Linked DNA regions of Homo sapiens: region 2 is linked to region 1. Evidence: chromatin loops called from intact Hi-C (ENCODE). Cell type or tissue: upper lobe of right lung. All regions are shown on one strand. Each heading gives the region's core, and the rest is flanking DNA. Links, peaks and the distances in the headings are about the cores only.

What was found. Hi-C counts contacts between places; a loop is a spot of excess contacts. Peaks named below come from ENCODE experiments on the same cell type or tissue, not always from the same donor. Only the 100,000 strongest peaks of a DNase experiment are listed, where the experiment ranks them.
Region 2: a loop joins it to region 1, with 7 times the contacts of the local background. A loop is called at or near these places in 4 of 110 quality-filtered maps.

Annotation. Positions count from the first base shown.
Region 1 is chr15:96,311,273-96,319,613 of GRCh38, reverse strand. The region is part of intron 1 of NR2F2-AS1 (NR2F2 antisense RNA 1); the gene reads left to right. Among named protein-coding and RNA genes, the nearest start is that of NR2F2-AS1, 12 kb to the left of the region's middle. In upper lobe of right lung, for the core only: no CTCF peak of the experiment used is centred there; no DNase peak of the experiment used is centred there; H3K4me3 peaks cover 1,962 bases; H3K27ac peaks cover 2,759 bases; H3K27me3 peaks cover 483 bases.
Region 2 is chr15:94,841,071-94,849,411 of GRCh38, reverse strand. No RefSeq gene overlaps it. Among named protein-coding and RNA genes, the nearest start is that of LINC02852, 260 kb to the right of the region's middle. In upper lobe of right lung, for the core only: a CTCF peak has its summit at 4,182; DNase peaks (open chromatin) are centred at 4,231 and 4,701; H3K4me3 peaks cover 1,055 bases; H3K27ac peaks cover 1,609 bases.

The DNA.
Region 1 (8,341 bases), core at 18-8,017:
TCTAATTTAATTTTCTTAAAACACAAACTCAAGGTGAATTGCAGTTGGAGAAAAATAGTTTAAGGAGCGATTTCCATTCTATTGGTTTTTATAAGGTTTTTTTTGGGGGGGGGACAGTTTCAATATAAAGGAGTAAGTAGGTGGACAGAGACAGACATACTGTCATAATAGGGAAACATGCACAAATTAATTACAACCTCATTTCTCCTCTTAAAAGGCTGATTTCTTGAAAAGTTGAAGGTGCATCTTAAAAATAAATAAAGAACTTCTGTGTAAAATTAAGAGAAGACTGTTTAACTTCATATTCAGCTTCTTGACCATAGGATGTATTAGCTTGAGAATTTACAAAGTGTATTGTTTAAATAAAATTTATACTTTTCTTTTTAGTTTGAATACAAGGTAGAGAAAGATACTTTTCCTATCCATCTATTATAATTCATAATAAATTAATCAACCTTATCTAGGAGATTTCTATGTACTTGACTGAGGTAAATGGATTGAGAGGAAGTCACTTTAAATAGTTTAAAGCAAAACTGAGAACATTAAAGGAAGGGAATATTGAATTCAGTGAAAAATGTCACATTGGTTATTTCTTGGCAGAACCACATCACATCACCGTCAGGGAGAAGAAGATAGCAAAATTGGGGAAGCCTATTTCTGTGTAGAATGTATGTTAATAACTTATTTACTTCTAAAGGTATGTTGCAATTTCTTTGCATATACTTTGTTGCCACATTACCAAGTAATTAAAAAGATGCTACTATTGTGATATTTAAGTAGTGAGGATTTTAAAGATACTTTTCTTCTTAGCCTCCTCTGAGTGATAAAGACTTATGCCTATTTACTCATTGATTTTCTTACATGTGATTTTGGTTAATTTAATGGCTTTTAAAATTAGATACTATTTTGCTAAAGTCTACACTGTATATAAATTGAAAACAAATTCAAAAGTATCAAATCTTTTTCAGGAATTGCAATTTGAATGTTCAGTTATTGAAGAGCTACTATTTCAACCCCCCAGGTTCTATTAAAAACAAACAACTAAACCTGTTCTTCTTTCCTAACAACTCTTAAAATTGCAACTGACATGGCTGTGGATGAATGAATATTTAATATGAGTCTTTAACCCTCCTTTCCTATTTACCCTGGAAATGCCTTTAATTTGTCTTTTATGCTTACGTATTTTAAAAAGCATTAGTCAGTATACAAGAATTATTCACTCCCTTTTTAAAATCAGTGAATAAAAATTCTAATTATAGAAAAGAGGTGTGATGTTTATTCTGAAGTTTCAGTAGCATGCTAAGGTTTTTAAAATAAACTAGAAGAAACACTATCCTAGATAAATTAAAATAGGGCAGTTGTTGGGTAGGGTTTACATTCATATCCTTCTGCCTTTTTGCTTTTGGTACAAAGATATTTGGGTTTTTGTCTTCACATACTGTCTATTGTTAACAGAGTGAATTTTTGAAGTTAAAAATATTTTCAAATTGTCTCGCCTTTATAGTCGAATGCATTATTAAATTGAAAAAATAATATTCACTTTTGTGTTCAAATTGGTATGTCCAGGCAATAATGAGAAAGGTATGTTCTGTAAAATGTCTCCTCCCCTAAAAAACAAAACACATAAACATTACATAAATTAAGCTCAAGAGAAAAAACAATTCTTAGGATTCAGTGTGTTTGAACAGTGGAGCTCTTAATAAGTTTTTAAAATTTTTTTATTTTTAAAACCTTAACTATCTTCTAAGATGGGACACTTCAGTTTTACAGTTTTATATACTTTTTGAATTTAAAAGCAAATTTTAACATTGCAGGATTTTTGAAGCGCAGAGAGATTTGAAAAATAAGCCTCCAAAATAAAAGACAGACAAGTGACAGGGCATGATGTCTTGCCTAAGTTTTTATGGACGTTACAAAAGTTTTCTTTTAAAAATTACAATAACATGCTTTTTCGTCAAGTACAAAATAAGATAGGAGGGAAAAAAAATGAAGAAAAAGTCTCCCTCTCACTCTCTCCCACCAAAAGACCCCAAACAACAACAAAACAAAATAAAAAGAAACCCAAATCCTAAACCCCATAAATGGAGCCCCTTACCATGTTGGGAAAGTTTCTGTGCAAACTGAACTGTTTCTGTGGGTCCTGCCAAGCTCCTGGCTGGTCAACTTTTTAAACACGGCAGGCAATGGTTAGACTGAGGTGAGCAGCCTGGCAGCCTAGAGAAGGAGGCAGACTAGAGCTCAGCTCCAGAGACCTACCACTTAGAGGGAAAGTTGGGACAGCAACTGTTGAGAGTTAACCTCTCCTTTCCAAAGGAGGTTTGCAGAGGCAGGACAGTGAGAGCTGATACCACCAATTTTATTCTTTTCTCAGGCATTTCTAACTTTTATGATTTCCCCCCTCCTTCCTTTACTATCTGTCTTTGTGCCTCCAGGGCCAGTGAAAGAGCAGGGCAGATTCTAGATTGCTTTCAGAGTTTGCCTTCTCTGATGATGGATTACCATGTCAATTTAAACAGCATAGGATTAATTTGTTTCAATGATTTCTCTTTAGGCTGAATGCCAGCCGTTTTTCTATCTTTCTCTTTGCTCTTCAGAACAACAACAACAACCAAAAAAAAAAAAAAAAGCCTTCTTTCCATATTCTAAGTTAAGAGACAATAATAGAAATAGACAAGTTAGGTGTAATGTTGCAACACAGTTATAGGTCTGAGTGTTTTTTATCTCTGCCTAAGAGGCTGAAACATACAGTCAGTCACATTAAAATGAAATTGGACTCAACATTTATTCAATAAATACTTGTCTTGTAGATAATCCAGTGCCGAGTGCTTTTGACATATAAGAACTTAATTTGTCTTGGATAACAAGTTATTAATATGGCACATTTAAACTTGCCACCTACAATAAGGTTACTGAGCTCTACAACAAACTCAAATGATCATTGTGAAAAACAGTTTGTGGGAAGAAGGGAGACATTTTTTGAGAATGCTTATATTATTATATGTAAGTATATTCACATACAAACCAGTAACACATAGGGGCACACATGCATGTGTACACACTCTCCCCAACATATGTGTGTGTGTGTATATATATATATACATATATATTCAGATCACATATGACAAAAATGTTCAGTGAAGTTAAAAAAAAGTCCATCCATTATACAGATGTATCTAACCTTTCCTGAATAAGAATGTGTCAGAGAATTTTCTCTTTTGAAAGATTTCTAAAGTGCACTTGAAAAATGCTGTTCAAATCCAATTTTTTTGCAAGACCAAACCCATTATGAGGTTGAAAATGTCACAGAAAAAGCACTTAGGTGCAATCCAAAATCAAACAACCCCTCCACATTTTTTACCTAGTCTGAGCTTGCAGCCAGCCAGAGCATGTTGCTGGTAGAATAAAGCCAATTTAAGTGAAATAATCTATTGCTAAAGTGATTATTTAATTTCCCGCTCTAACAGGAGGTCCTCCAATGGATGCAAAAGGACAGGAGAGACATTTCATCCTATGCACTGAATATATTGGGCAAACATATTTCGAATTACGGGCTTCTTTTCCACCACCCTCTTCTAATTGTCTCTCCTTTTCCCAGCATTCCCTCACACTGAAATTTACATTATAGTTCAGAATAGTAAAGTGCATTTTGAATATGAACACAAATGGATTCTATAGCCTTCCCCTTTTCCTCAGCCTTCTCGATGCACAGGTGGGCTTTATTCGAACAGGTTCTACTTTCTAAGGACATGCAGGATCAGAGGCCAATGACTGTCAGAACTGGAATCTATGCAATTTTAATTTGTAAAAAAAGTTATTGGTTGCTAACCTTGGGGGAGATTGTGCATCTCTAAGAAACCAAATCTTTGAGTGCTCTCCCTGGGAAATGACGTTACACATGAGCAGAAAAATCCAGGCAAGAAAGGCTAATTGAATGAAGAGAGAGAATTAGGTTAAAAAATAGAGTACAATCTAGTATCACATTTTCACTAGTGTAACTTGAAATGAAGGTGTCTTCAAGTCGCCAGTGTTGCCAGAGTGTTTAGATGTTGGCCACAGATGGGAACACCTATTGAAATGTGTCTGAAGAAGATTAATAGGGCTTGTCACTGTTGGGAAAGCACTGCTTTGCTGTAAATTTCTACCAGCACAAGATGAATTACCGATGAATGCTCACTTATCAACCCTATCACTATCGTTCGACACTAAATCAAATTGAGAAGTTATCTGCAATCAGAAAATTTCTTTTTAAAATAGACATACACTTTTAGGCCCCAATTCTTTAATAATCCCATGTACAAAACAATTCCCCATCCCCTGATGCTTCTTTAGCTTAAACAAAATTATATCTCAATAATGAATATATTTTTAAGTTTATACACAATAAGCAGCTGGTCAATTGCAAAGGTTGGCAGTATTTCAGAGAGGGTATGAAGGCTTCTTGGAGGTCATCATTTAACATTTCATAAAATGTTTGTGTGTGTGTGTGTGTGTGTTTTAACTTTTAGATCTTTCTCTCTCTTAGTTGGAAGGCAAAGAAGAGAGTGAGTTTACTGTTCTAAACCCTGTGACCTAATAGTCCTCTAATGCTCCGGTAAGATCAAATTCTGAGAGAAATGCAAGTTTAAGTAGAGAACAGTAAAATTGAATTCAACAGATGGCAGTGATACTTGGGGACATGCATTTATTCTTTTGTGATTTAATGGTATTTTAGGTATCTCTTTTTTAAGTTGATTTATTTGAGAAGCAAAGCAGGGGCATGATCTCATTTTATTATTTATTAACCAACTCTGAGCATCCAGAGGCTTTCCAACCTAGGGATAATTATGTTTTGATAAAACCATCAACAATTGTGTTGTTATAGGGCTCTACCTGTTTAAAAAATGTGGTCATATGCATGATTCATTTGATTTTTACTAAAGTCCTGTACAAGAAGAGATTTTGCATTCCCATTTTGCTGATGAGTAAACTGAGGTCATGGAGCCAATAGGAGCACAGTCAGAATTTGAACCTATTTCTCCTGGGTTCCTTTCAGGATTTTTTCACTCATCATTATGTAAATAAAGAGGAGGATGATGATACTAATAGCAGCTAACATTTACTGTATACCAGAACTATGGTAAGCATTTATTTATGTTATTTTATTTAATCTCTATACAGCTCTCTGCGGTAACTACTGCTATTATTTCTATTATCCAAGAGAAAAAAAATGAAAACCAAACAGGATGAGACTTAACAGAGTTTAAGGACCTGCCTGAAATTCACATTGTTAGTAAGGTGGAGGCATATTATTCCAATCCAGGAAGTCAGAATTCAAAGCTGCTGCCCTATCCTATGTTCCTGTTTCCAATTACAAGAAGTCTTAAATTGTATTGAAGGGTCACAAGAAACCCCACTTCTTTTCAGAATATAAAATTCCTTAGACTCTGCAGCAGTGTGTCATGGCAGAATAGGCACTGGTCTGGAAATAAGGAGACCTTGGCTTAAATTCTAGCTTTACCAGTTACTAAGTAGGTGACCTCAACCTTTATGCCCTTTACTTTCCTCATCTCGAAAATGAGTCGGTTGGGTCAAATGGATCTACGGACATTGCACTTGTGTGCTTCTCTCCCTTATGGTGCCCAAGAGGAAAAAAGAGGAACAGAGAAGCAACAGCCACCTATGCAGAGGTGAGTAGGGGCGCGTGACACAGTGCACTGTGAGAGGGCATGGCTCCCGCTTCTTGGAGACTGTCTTGAGGACACTCAGCATTAGAGGAAGTCTCCTTTTTCTTTTTCTTGACTCCAGAGAGCACTGAATACTTAAAACAACGATGGTTCTTTAGAAAACCATAGAATTTAAAACTTGCAAGAAAATCCTTACCTCCATTATTTTCCAAGTAAAAGAAAAAAAACAAAACAGGTCTGTAAAGGTTAGGGGACTTACTTAGGGTCATTGAGCTGGTTGGTGATGCAGTTGAAACTGGACCCCTTTCTCTTGGCCCCCAAACCAGGAATCCTCACCTCCTGAAAGCATCTTCCTTACGCTATGCTCCTTGCTCAACAAAAGATACTTTAGATTATCTGATCATGTCCCTATCATAACCATTTCCCTATTTTATGATGTGATACTTTTATTGGGTTATTATTGGCTGTAATATGAAATTTTTCTAGGTCTCTCTCACAATAGTTTTTCATAAAACCTATTAAACTCACCAGTTACATAGTGGAGGCTGCGATGAAGAATCACACAATAATAAGAATATTCTGTCATCTCCATTAAGTCACAATAACACTCCGATCTGTATTTATTACAATGCTCCTCTGATGCCTCCATCACCCAAATTGCTAGATTTATATTCTCTAATGGTCCCCCAATGGGAAAAACCTGTATTTTTAATTTTTGTTTTCCTGTCCCAAATCACCCTTTCATATCCCTTGCCTGTTTTGGAACCTCCGTCTGGATTTAATCAGAAGTTGCAAGACAAAATGTGCATTATTAAGAAATATAAATATTTTCAGAAGCAATCAAAGGGATGAAAGATTGATTCAGCATGCAGATTGGACCTAATTCGAAGCAGCTTTGTTCTAATGAGGGCTACTGGGATAGAAAGTCAGAAGCCATTGTGCCACCAGTTAGTTGGAAATTCCAATGCATTAGAATAAACTGTCAGGATTTCTCTTGCTAGATAGGCTGAAAACACTTTTTGCAAGCTATGTTCCCCAGTCTCTGGGCAAAACCACCTTCCTTGCCACCCTTAGGGACTTGTAATAGGTAATAGTCATCTTTGAGAAATTATGACTAATTCATTCTTCTCTTCAGAGTTCAGATCAGCAAGTACCTCCCTTTTCCCAACTCAGAAGCTGGCTTAGCATTAACTTTCATAAGAACATTTTGGCCTCGAGGCATCTGTATTACAATTTCTTTCTTGGCATAATAAAAGGTATCACATTATCTACCTGGTCAATCTCTATTGGCTTTCAAAATAGAGACGTGGAAAAACCTAATAAGCCTCATTAGGATATCTGCTTTAAAAACAAGGCTGCCCCATTTAGCACATTGCTGTGAAATGTCCCAGCAGAGCTGGGTGGTCATTGCTTGAATACAGGTATTGCTAATTTGGGATCTTTGTTAGTCTGGTAGCTCTGAAAAAAAAGCCTAATGTGTAGGTGGAATTTTAATACACAAGTGATCAAACCCAGATTGTTGTATTTTGTTTTTGTTTTCTTTCTTTCCTTTAATCCCACTTCTTGTCCACATGGCCATGTGTGAGAGATGGCTTGATTTTCTTGATATGGTTCACCCATCCACAGCTGGAATTCCAGAGATGACTGAAAATGTCTTTAAAATCAACACAACTCAGGGAGCCTGAGAGAACAAGTTTTCCTTTGTTGTAGGGTATAGTATTATTTGCTGTAGGTTTTTTGATATACATTCTAAATTAGGCCTGCAAAGGCATGCTTCATCTTTAATTCATCACTCTCAGCTGAAAGAGATTAGCAATGTCTAGCACGCACCCCTCGTATGGTGCTGACCTCATCAAGTATGGCCTGAAATTAATTAGCCTCATTCATTCAAAATGGAAAAGGATAATGGAGGCGCATTTTAGAGATGACCATCACAAATCGTATGCGGCATATTTAAAAGGCCCCTATTTTCAAACCATGTAGATTAAAATTCTTTCCAGGGCTTACAATATGCCAGAGTTATCAAGGATCCAGAGCAGAGCCTGGTCAGATTTCGTGTATATATGTGTGTGTGTGTGTGTGTGTGTGTGTGTGTGCAGAGTCATATGTTCCATGAATGTTAGTGCCTGTGTATGGCTGAGTCCATAGCTGGCTTGTTCTCTAGGATGACATCCAGAATATCTGACCAACAAAAATCTGATGTTTCATACTGTTTTATATGGTCCAGTAGTAGAACACATTAAGTGAAATTTGTTGTTGCTATTAAGTGGAATATGCCAGCACAAACTTTGCTGCTATTTTTCAGATACTATTCATGCTTTAATTTAGAAACAGAAAAGCCTCTTAAAGAAATGTTCAACTTTTCTATTTTGAGTTATTTTTAAAGTTTCTGTCTTTTCCCAGTCTCTACTGTTTGATCATATTTTAAAACATGATTTAGGACTACGTTAGATTACAGAATCGCTTAAATTTACCATCTTGCTAAGATTAGCTGATTTTTCTCTTTTGGGGATTGACTAAGAGCAGCCAAATTTTTGAATATCAAAACTGCTTTCTTTTCTAGCCAAAAAAATCTTGACCGGGGTTCTTTTGGATTCTCAAAGATGTTGTAAAGCTTATTTTTATGAGCAGTGGTTTTGGGACTACAAATTCGAAGAAAAAAAATGACTTTTATGTTT
Region 2 (8,341 bases), core at 150-8,149, 1.5 Mb after region 1:
TGTGCAAAAGATATGAACAGACACATCTCAAAAGAAGACATACAAGTGACCACCAAATATATAAAGACATGTTCAACATCACTAATCATCAGAAAAAAGGAAATCAAAACCACAATGAGATACCATCTCATACCAGTCAGAATGGCTATTATTAAAAAGTCAAAATACAACAGAGTTGATGAGGCTACAGAGAAAAGGGAACACTTGTGCAATGCTGGTGGGAATGTAAATTAGTTTATCTACTGTGAAAAGCAGTTTGGAGATTTCTTAAGGAAATTAAAACAGAGCCACCATCGGACACAGCAATCCCATTACTGGGTGTACACATAAAGGAAAATAGATCATTATACCAAAAAGACACATGCACTCATACGTTCATCACCATGCTTTTCACAATAGCAAAGACATAGAATCAATCTAGGTGCCTATAAATGGTGGATTGGATAAAGAAGATGTGATATATTACTACTCAGCCATAAAAAAGAATGAACTCGGCCAGGTGCAGTGGCTCACACCTGTAATCCCAGCACTTTTGGGAGGCCAAGGTGGGTGGATCCCGAGGTCAAGAGATCAAAACTCTCCTGGCTAACACGGTGAAACCCTGTCTCTATGAAAAGTAGAAAAAATTAGCTGGGCGTGGTGGTGGGTGCCTGTAGTCCCAGCTACTCAGGAGGCTGAGGCAGGAGAATGGCGTGAACCTGGGAGGTGGAGCTTGCAGTGAGCCGAGATCGCATCACTGCACTCCAGCCCAGGTGACAGAGCAAGACTCCGTCAAAAAAAAAAAAAAAAAAAAAATGAACTCATGTCCTCTGCAGCAACATGGATGGAGCTGGAGGCCATATTCCTAAGAGAATTAATGCAAGAACAGAAAATCAAATACTGAACATTCTCACTTACAAGTGAGAGCTAATCATTGTGCACACATGGACATAAACATGGGGAAAATAGACACTATGGAATACTAGAGGTGGGAGGGGGGTTGAAAAGCTACCTAATGGGTACTAGGCTCACTACCTGGGTGCGATATACCCATGTAACAAACCTTCACATGTCCTCCTTGTAGCTAAAATAAAACTTGAAATTCAAAAAATGATGACGAAAAATTTTTCCTGAAATACTTCAAAGATGCAAATATTTACATATGTTATTGATTTTCTCAGGGACAGAATCTGGTGGAGGCAGGAAGAGGGCAGCAGAAGAGATAAAATGTTTTCAACTTATCATTCATCTGCCTTACGCCCCCCTTTCTTGAATATCCTGCCTTTTCCTTATGCCGCATTCCTCCCTATTTGCTGCTGCCACTGAGAGACCTGTTCGCCACTCCCTGTCTTCAAAAATAACAGCACATGACTGGCAGTCTTCCTTTTCATTGCCAGTCCTGCTGTCATCTTGAGTTAATCCAGTCTGTGTGTGGAAGACTATCCAAGAGTCTGAGCACTCAACATCGTAAGCTGTTCATCTCCAATGACCTCCTTTCTACTTCACTTCATTCACTCCCGTCATTGACCATCCCTGGCCCAAGCCATCACTGGCTTACTAATTTAGCCATGTTCTCTCTAACCATTACACATGATCTTTCTCCATTTCAAGTGTAACCACTTTGACTTTGACTGTTTCTTACTTCCTTGGACTCCATTCCTTATACTTTTACAACAGCTCTTTCCTTTTATTACTTCCCTGAAACATGGGTGATACGATTTGACTATTTCCCCACCTAAATCTCATCTTGAATTCCTATGTGTTGTGGGAAAGACCCGGTGCAAGGTAATTGAATCATGGGGGCAGGTCTTTCCCATGCTGTTCTCATGTTGGTGAATAAGTCTCATGAGATCTGGTGGTTTTAAAAATGGGAGTTTCCCTACACGAGTTCTCTCTTTGTCTGCTGCCATCTATGTAAGGTGTGACTTGCTCCTCCTTGCCTTCCACCATGCTTGTGAGTACATCCAGATGAAAGGCAAGGTCATTCCTGAGAGTGGGAAAAATGCAGGATAATCAGATGTAGGAGGGATAGTTACGAGGTACATTTTAGGCATGTAGAATTTAAGATGGCTTTGAGTGTCCAAGATGTCATCAAGTGGATCTTTGGGGTGGGTGGTGGGAAGGGATGGAATTATCCTACATGCAAGACAGATGTCTCCTCTACTGTAAGCAAGAGTAGAAGAGTACACTGGGTAGTACACTGGTGTGGTGGTGGGCGCCTGTAATCCCAGCCTACTTAGGAGGCTGAGGCAGGAGAATCACTTGAACCCGGGAGACAGAGTGAGCTGAGATCACGCCACTGCACTCCAGCCTGGGCAACAGAACAAGACTCCGTCTCGGGGGAGAAAAGAAAATAAAACAGTACCTGCCACAAAAATGGGGTTCAATAAACATTTGTTAAACAAATGATTTCTTAGCTCCTTTGTAAAAGACAAGAGTGTTTCGAAGCATTTAAACCTCTCCTTTTTTTTTTTTCTTTTTGAGACAGAGTCTCACTCTGTTGCCCAGGCTGGAGTGCAGTGGTGGGATCTCGGCTCACTGAAACCTCCACCTCCCGGGTTCAAGTGATTCTCATGCCTCAGCCTCCACCGGATGCTAGGATCACAGGCACACGCCACAACAACCTGGCTAATTTTTGTATGTTTTGTAGAAATGTGGTTTCACCATGTTGGCCAGCCTGGTGTGGAACTCCTGACTTCAAATGATCCACCCACCTCGGCCTCCCAAAGTGCTGGTATTACAGGCATGAGCCACCACGCCCAGCCAACATTTGAACCTCTCTGTAGTAATCTGACCCCAAGGTGAAAGTACACATATGAGATTTCTCATGTGTATTCTTCCCCCATATTATATAGCACTTATCAAATCGAATTTTAGTTATTGGTCATTGTCTTTCAGTGAGTTACTGCTTTAGGTACGAAGAGTGTCTTATTCATCCGTGCATCCTCTGTCCCCAAAGAGCATTTGGACCTTACTGAGAATTCAGCATGAGTTAACTGGGGTGACCTCACCTGCTGGGGTTGGGGGGCGGGGGGTTTGAATAATGTAGGAGATTGGGTTGGCATTTCTCTAGAACAGCACACAGGGCCCAGCTTTACACAAAAGAGACCCAATCATTCATTAAAGGGTAATTTAGGCCACATTCACCCAACTTGGATGAAAATTTCCAGAAAATGGAAATTCTGGCTTATTGTCCAGGTTGATTAATCGGTTTCAAATTTATTGGTGCTCATTTTGCTTGAATACTTGCCATAGACATGACAACATGTCCCTTTCATAGAAACGACAAATTCCACTTCAATTCCACAGCCCTTCATCAAAAACCCAGAGACAGCCTAAATCCTAAATCGTGCAGACAGTCATTAATACAGCAAAGCATATGCGTAATGAAGTCATTTGCTCCTCTGATCTATGAAATTCGGCTCGGTTACAAGCTTCCCTAGATAACCCGTTCAGGAACAGCAAGGGCTAGACAAACGTCCTGCACTTCAGTGATCAAAAAAAAATTAAATTAAAACCCAAATCATGGCAACCCAGAGGTGAAAAAATAAGTTGGAAGGCCTCATTTCAGAGTATGGACTCAAGCTGGCAAGCCAGGATTCTGATCTGGGCTGCCTCATTTACTACCTCTCTACCAGCGTGGTTTCTTTTATGTCCTCCTTTCCTCATCTAGAAAATGAAGATAAAAATACCACGGAACTCACAGGGTTGTTAAGGAGCGTAAAGAGTTCATACAGTTGAAACTCTTAGAATAGTGCCTGGCACACTATAAAACTACATCATTTTAGAATTAGTACCAAAAAGACGAAAAAAAAATCTGTTAGGCAAGGGATCTTCAGAATGCCCCCTTTTAAGAAATTCAAAGACGCCCCCTACCAAAAAAAAGTAATACATTTTTTAAGAAGCTGTCATAGTAGCTTGAGAATCACAAATGGTATCAAGGGCCGTACGGAAACAAAGAGGAACTTCTACGAAGGGCTTGAGATATTCTTCTCCGGCCTGGTCATTACATTAAAAGCCCTCTCCGTGCAAAGTGACTGCGCCGTCTGTTTGGCCATCGATGGATAGATAAGCGGCGGCAGGATGTGTTAATTTCTTGTTAAGCGCGTGTGCATGTGCACCCGGCAAACAATAGGCTCCAGGAGGCAGAGCTGCGCCGCCCCGGCCCCCACCGGCGCCCCATTTCCGGACTCTTGGCCACACACATCCCCCCTTTGTTTTCCCGGGGCCGGCCGCGCGTGTCGCTGCCGCGGCCACCCCACCAAGCTTTTCCGCCGGCCGCGCCTCGCCAGGAGGCCGCGAGGTCGCAGGGAGGAAGAGCGGGAGGAAGCAGCGGGCGGCGGCGGCGGGGCCTGGCCAGGGGGCGGCGGGCGACCGGGGGACGGGGGACTGGCGGCCCTGGGCCCGCGGAAGCGCCGCCGCCTCCCGCCGCGCTCGGGGAAGGCCTGCGCGCCGCGATAAGGCGCTTCCCCGGCCCATTGTCTGCGCGCCGCGGACGCCCAGTGAAAGTTCTCCGGGCCCGGCGGGGCGCGCAGCCCCACCCGCACCTGGAAGCCGGCGCCCTCCGGGGACGCTGGCCACTGTGACCCCCACCCCCGGCCGCCCACCCTCCAAAAGCGGAAGGGCGGAGGGGTCGCCTCTTGGGTGTCACCGGCCGGCGCACTCCAAAGGACTTTTAAAGGAGCTTTGTTAAACGGATCCTAAGTCCAGCTATTTGCTGGGGAAAATGCCTTTGGCTTCGGGCCAGGGCAGGTCCTCTCAGTTCTGGGAGAGTCAAGGCCACTTGCGTTTATGAGCCTCCTGGTTAATAAGTTACAAAAAGAAAAATGAAATGTGGAAGCAAGAAGTGTCATGTTGTACAAATTAATGTGCTTAATATACATACACGAGGGACACACATAAATATAATTTTGCTATTTACTAGCAGGATTTTTAAAAATGCCAGCTTTAAATTCCAAGCAATTGTGGTTGGAAATGAGACACATGTTGAAAGTTGCGTGATGTGTTTTTTCTTTCTTCATTCCGTTGAGTGTATAGCTGAGACCGTGTAACCTCATTTGGAGGTCACTGACGTTTTCAGTATAAATTTGAGACTCTTTATGTATGGCAGACCAGGACCAAGGGACTCTAATCCTTTACCCCCCACCCATGCCCCAGGCCGGAACCAGGATGAGCTGATATATGTGTATTTTTTTTTCTTCAGGGTAGCAGCATTTCAAGCCCATTCTCTCTATGTTGGCTGCTTCTGTGTGTTTGCCAGCTCTACAAGGATGTTCGTTACTGATCATTTACACAGAATACGGAAATAGCATAGAAAAGAACATCCCATTCATTCATACATCTATTATATATTGGACTAGTCCTATTATGTTTATTTCAAACAACCTGTCTATCATCTACTGCATGTAATACTCTAAATGAGCTTCTCTACTACAGTAAGGGCCTTTTAAAATACAAATGTCTCAATGGAAAAATATTCATCATCTATAGCACACCTGTCTGGCTGCCCAGTTCTAGCCCTGTTTGTTCACCGTCTTTGAGCTATTTGGTAACTCTGTAAATTATAGGTAACTGATAGCAGTGTCCTTTCTAGGATATAGTTAACCGAACACCACCACCTCCCTGGTGGAAAAGTTTCGTCTCCATTTACAATTCATCTCAACATTCTTTTATACATTTATGTATATTCCATATACATTTATGTTCTTTTGACTTTTCCTTTGAACTGGTTATGATATCTGCCTCTTTCCTTCGTATTATAGCAGTAACAGACATTCTTTAATATGTCTTCATATTTGTATCTGTATGAGAGTCATGATTTTATCGTTTTTTGAAAATTATCTTTTAACAGGCTTTCCAGTTATGTGTATCACAAATCAAAGGGAAAACAGGAAGGAAAGGCAGGAAAAAAAAATTAGTGACAATTTTAGTTCACAATCAGATGTAGGAGGTAAATCCATTAATTTGTTCATTACATATATGGAGCACTACCTGAGGGGTTATGACTGTGGTATGCTAATGCAAGGCACTTATTGTCTCTCTGAATTATTTTTATTAACTAATAAAAAATTGGAGGTAGGAAGAGCTCCAGAATTAGTGCCAGATCACTATTCAAGTCCTGATAGTGCCACTTACAGATTGTGGCCCAAGCAAGTTACTTAATCCTCAGAGCCTCAGTTTTCTTAGCTATAAAATGGGACTGCTAATAATTTCCTGCCCAGGATTATTAAAGGAATAAATGAGATAGTCTTTGTGAAACTGCTGCTACTGCATCTCTTGCTTAGGGAATATTGGTTGACTTTATATTGTATTCTGTTCTTTATTTGGAGTAAATACTTGGGAAATAGCAAGATAGTGTAAGATATCCAAACTGAGAGGCTACGAATATATAGTAGAAACAGGAGTTTGAGGCAGACATAAATTTAACTTTTAGGGTCTGTATTTAGCTGTGTGTCTTAGACCAAGTAAAACCATCCCTTTGAACCACTACTACCTCTTCATTTGAACAAAGAGATTAAAACATTTATCTGGGAAAATTGTGACGACTGAAAACAATAAGCACTGCCCAACAGAAAGAACACATTCAATCAATGGTACCTATCAATAAGACATTTCAAAATAACTAAGCTTCTAATTATAACCATAATGTGCAGTAATGTATTTCACAGACAAGTTGAATGCTATGATGCTATGATTCCTTCTTTTTTTTTTTTGGGTGGGGAAGGAGTCTCACTCTGTTGCCCAGGCTGGAGTGCAGTGGCATGATCTCAGATCACTGCAACCTCCACTTCCTGGGTTCAAGTGATTCTCCTGCCTCAGACTTCTGAGTCGCTGGGATTACAGGCGCTTGCCACCATACCTAGCTAATTTTTGTATTTTTAGTAGAGACAGAGTTTCGCCATGTTGGCCAGGCTGGTCTGGAACTCCTGACCTCAGGCGATTCGCCCACCCTGGTCTCCCAGAGTGCTGGGATTACAGGCGTGAGCCACCGCGTCTGGCCATGATTCCTTCTTTTTAAAGAAACCACAATAAATCAGAATTTCTTCTTCCAACTTGGATATATTCTTCCTGAAGTGGCTGAAGACTAAAGAAAGGAATCATATTCCCCAAACTAAAATGCTAAATCTGTACATGGAGAAAAGAATGTTAGTTGTCATCTGTAAGTGAAATCATTGGTGGAGCTTAAGAAATTAGAAGCTTCAGGAATCCAATAAAGAAATCCACATGGTTAAGTGCTTCCTTAACATTTCTTGGAATGTTGTCTCTTTTTAGTCTATGACAAGGATTTAGTATTCTATTACACTGCATCTGATGTGTGATAAGTGTGTGTCGGGGGAGAACTATAAAAAGAAAACATAATAGACAAGTAAAACCTTGATGGCCACAGTCCTTTCCAAGAAAAACTTCAAGTACCACCCTCCCACCTCTCCATGAATAAAAGCACAGTTAATTAGACTAAAGGTGGACACCAGACATTTAGACACCAGTTCCAAAGAGTAGCCTATCATGGATAAAAAGATGACAAATAGAACAATCAGATTCTCCTTCTGAAATTCAAATTGGAAAATAGAGAAGAGTCAAAGAATTGAGAGTAGACACTCAAAAAATTTAGAGGGCACTGAGAGGCAGAGTTAGGCACCTGAAGAATCAGGACAAACCCAAGTCATGAAGGAGTGTGAGCAATGAGCAAGTGGAAGGGGGAGTAGAAAAAAGTGAAACAGCGTCAAGGAAACCAATGGGCCACAGCGCTATGTGACAGAGACTGCTTTGTAGCTCCTTTTCCACAATGAGTTATCATCCTTGGAAGGCAGCTGCCCAGACTGGGTCAATATTTTCCAGTCTTCTTTGCATCCACAGAAATAGTGTGTGTTACCCCTGGGCTGGAATCTTTAGGGTGTGGGAGTGACTCCTCTTTCTTTATCCTTTCACACAGGCTAGACACCAAAGACCTCAAGCCCTAAGAGACCAAAAAGCACCAAGAAGGAAGGAGCCTGGTTTCCTGAGTCACCATGGGAGGAATGTTTCTTGGCAACGTGGCTATGATGCAGGATTTTTCTTGGCTCCTTTGCCAGGCTTGCAGCAGGGAGCACCCCGTCTATTCAGCTCGCCTGGGCCAAGTCTGGCTGGCACAGCAGCTCAGACTGCTGCTGAGCCCCAGCTTGCTTGTGTTATATCTTGTACCTGTGTTTCGCAGTTCTCAAGCTCTTGTCCCACATCCAAGAAGAATGAGGATATGCTGTCAATTGAAGGGTGAGAAGGGCAGAGAATAATTTTATCCAGTGACGGAACAGCTCTCAGCAGAGAATGGACATAAGGGTGGTCTCCCACCCCCGGTAGTTGAGTGGTTTCTCTCCCAGTGTGG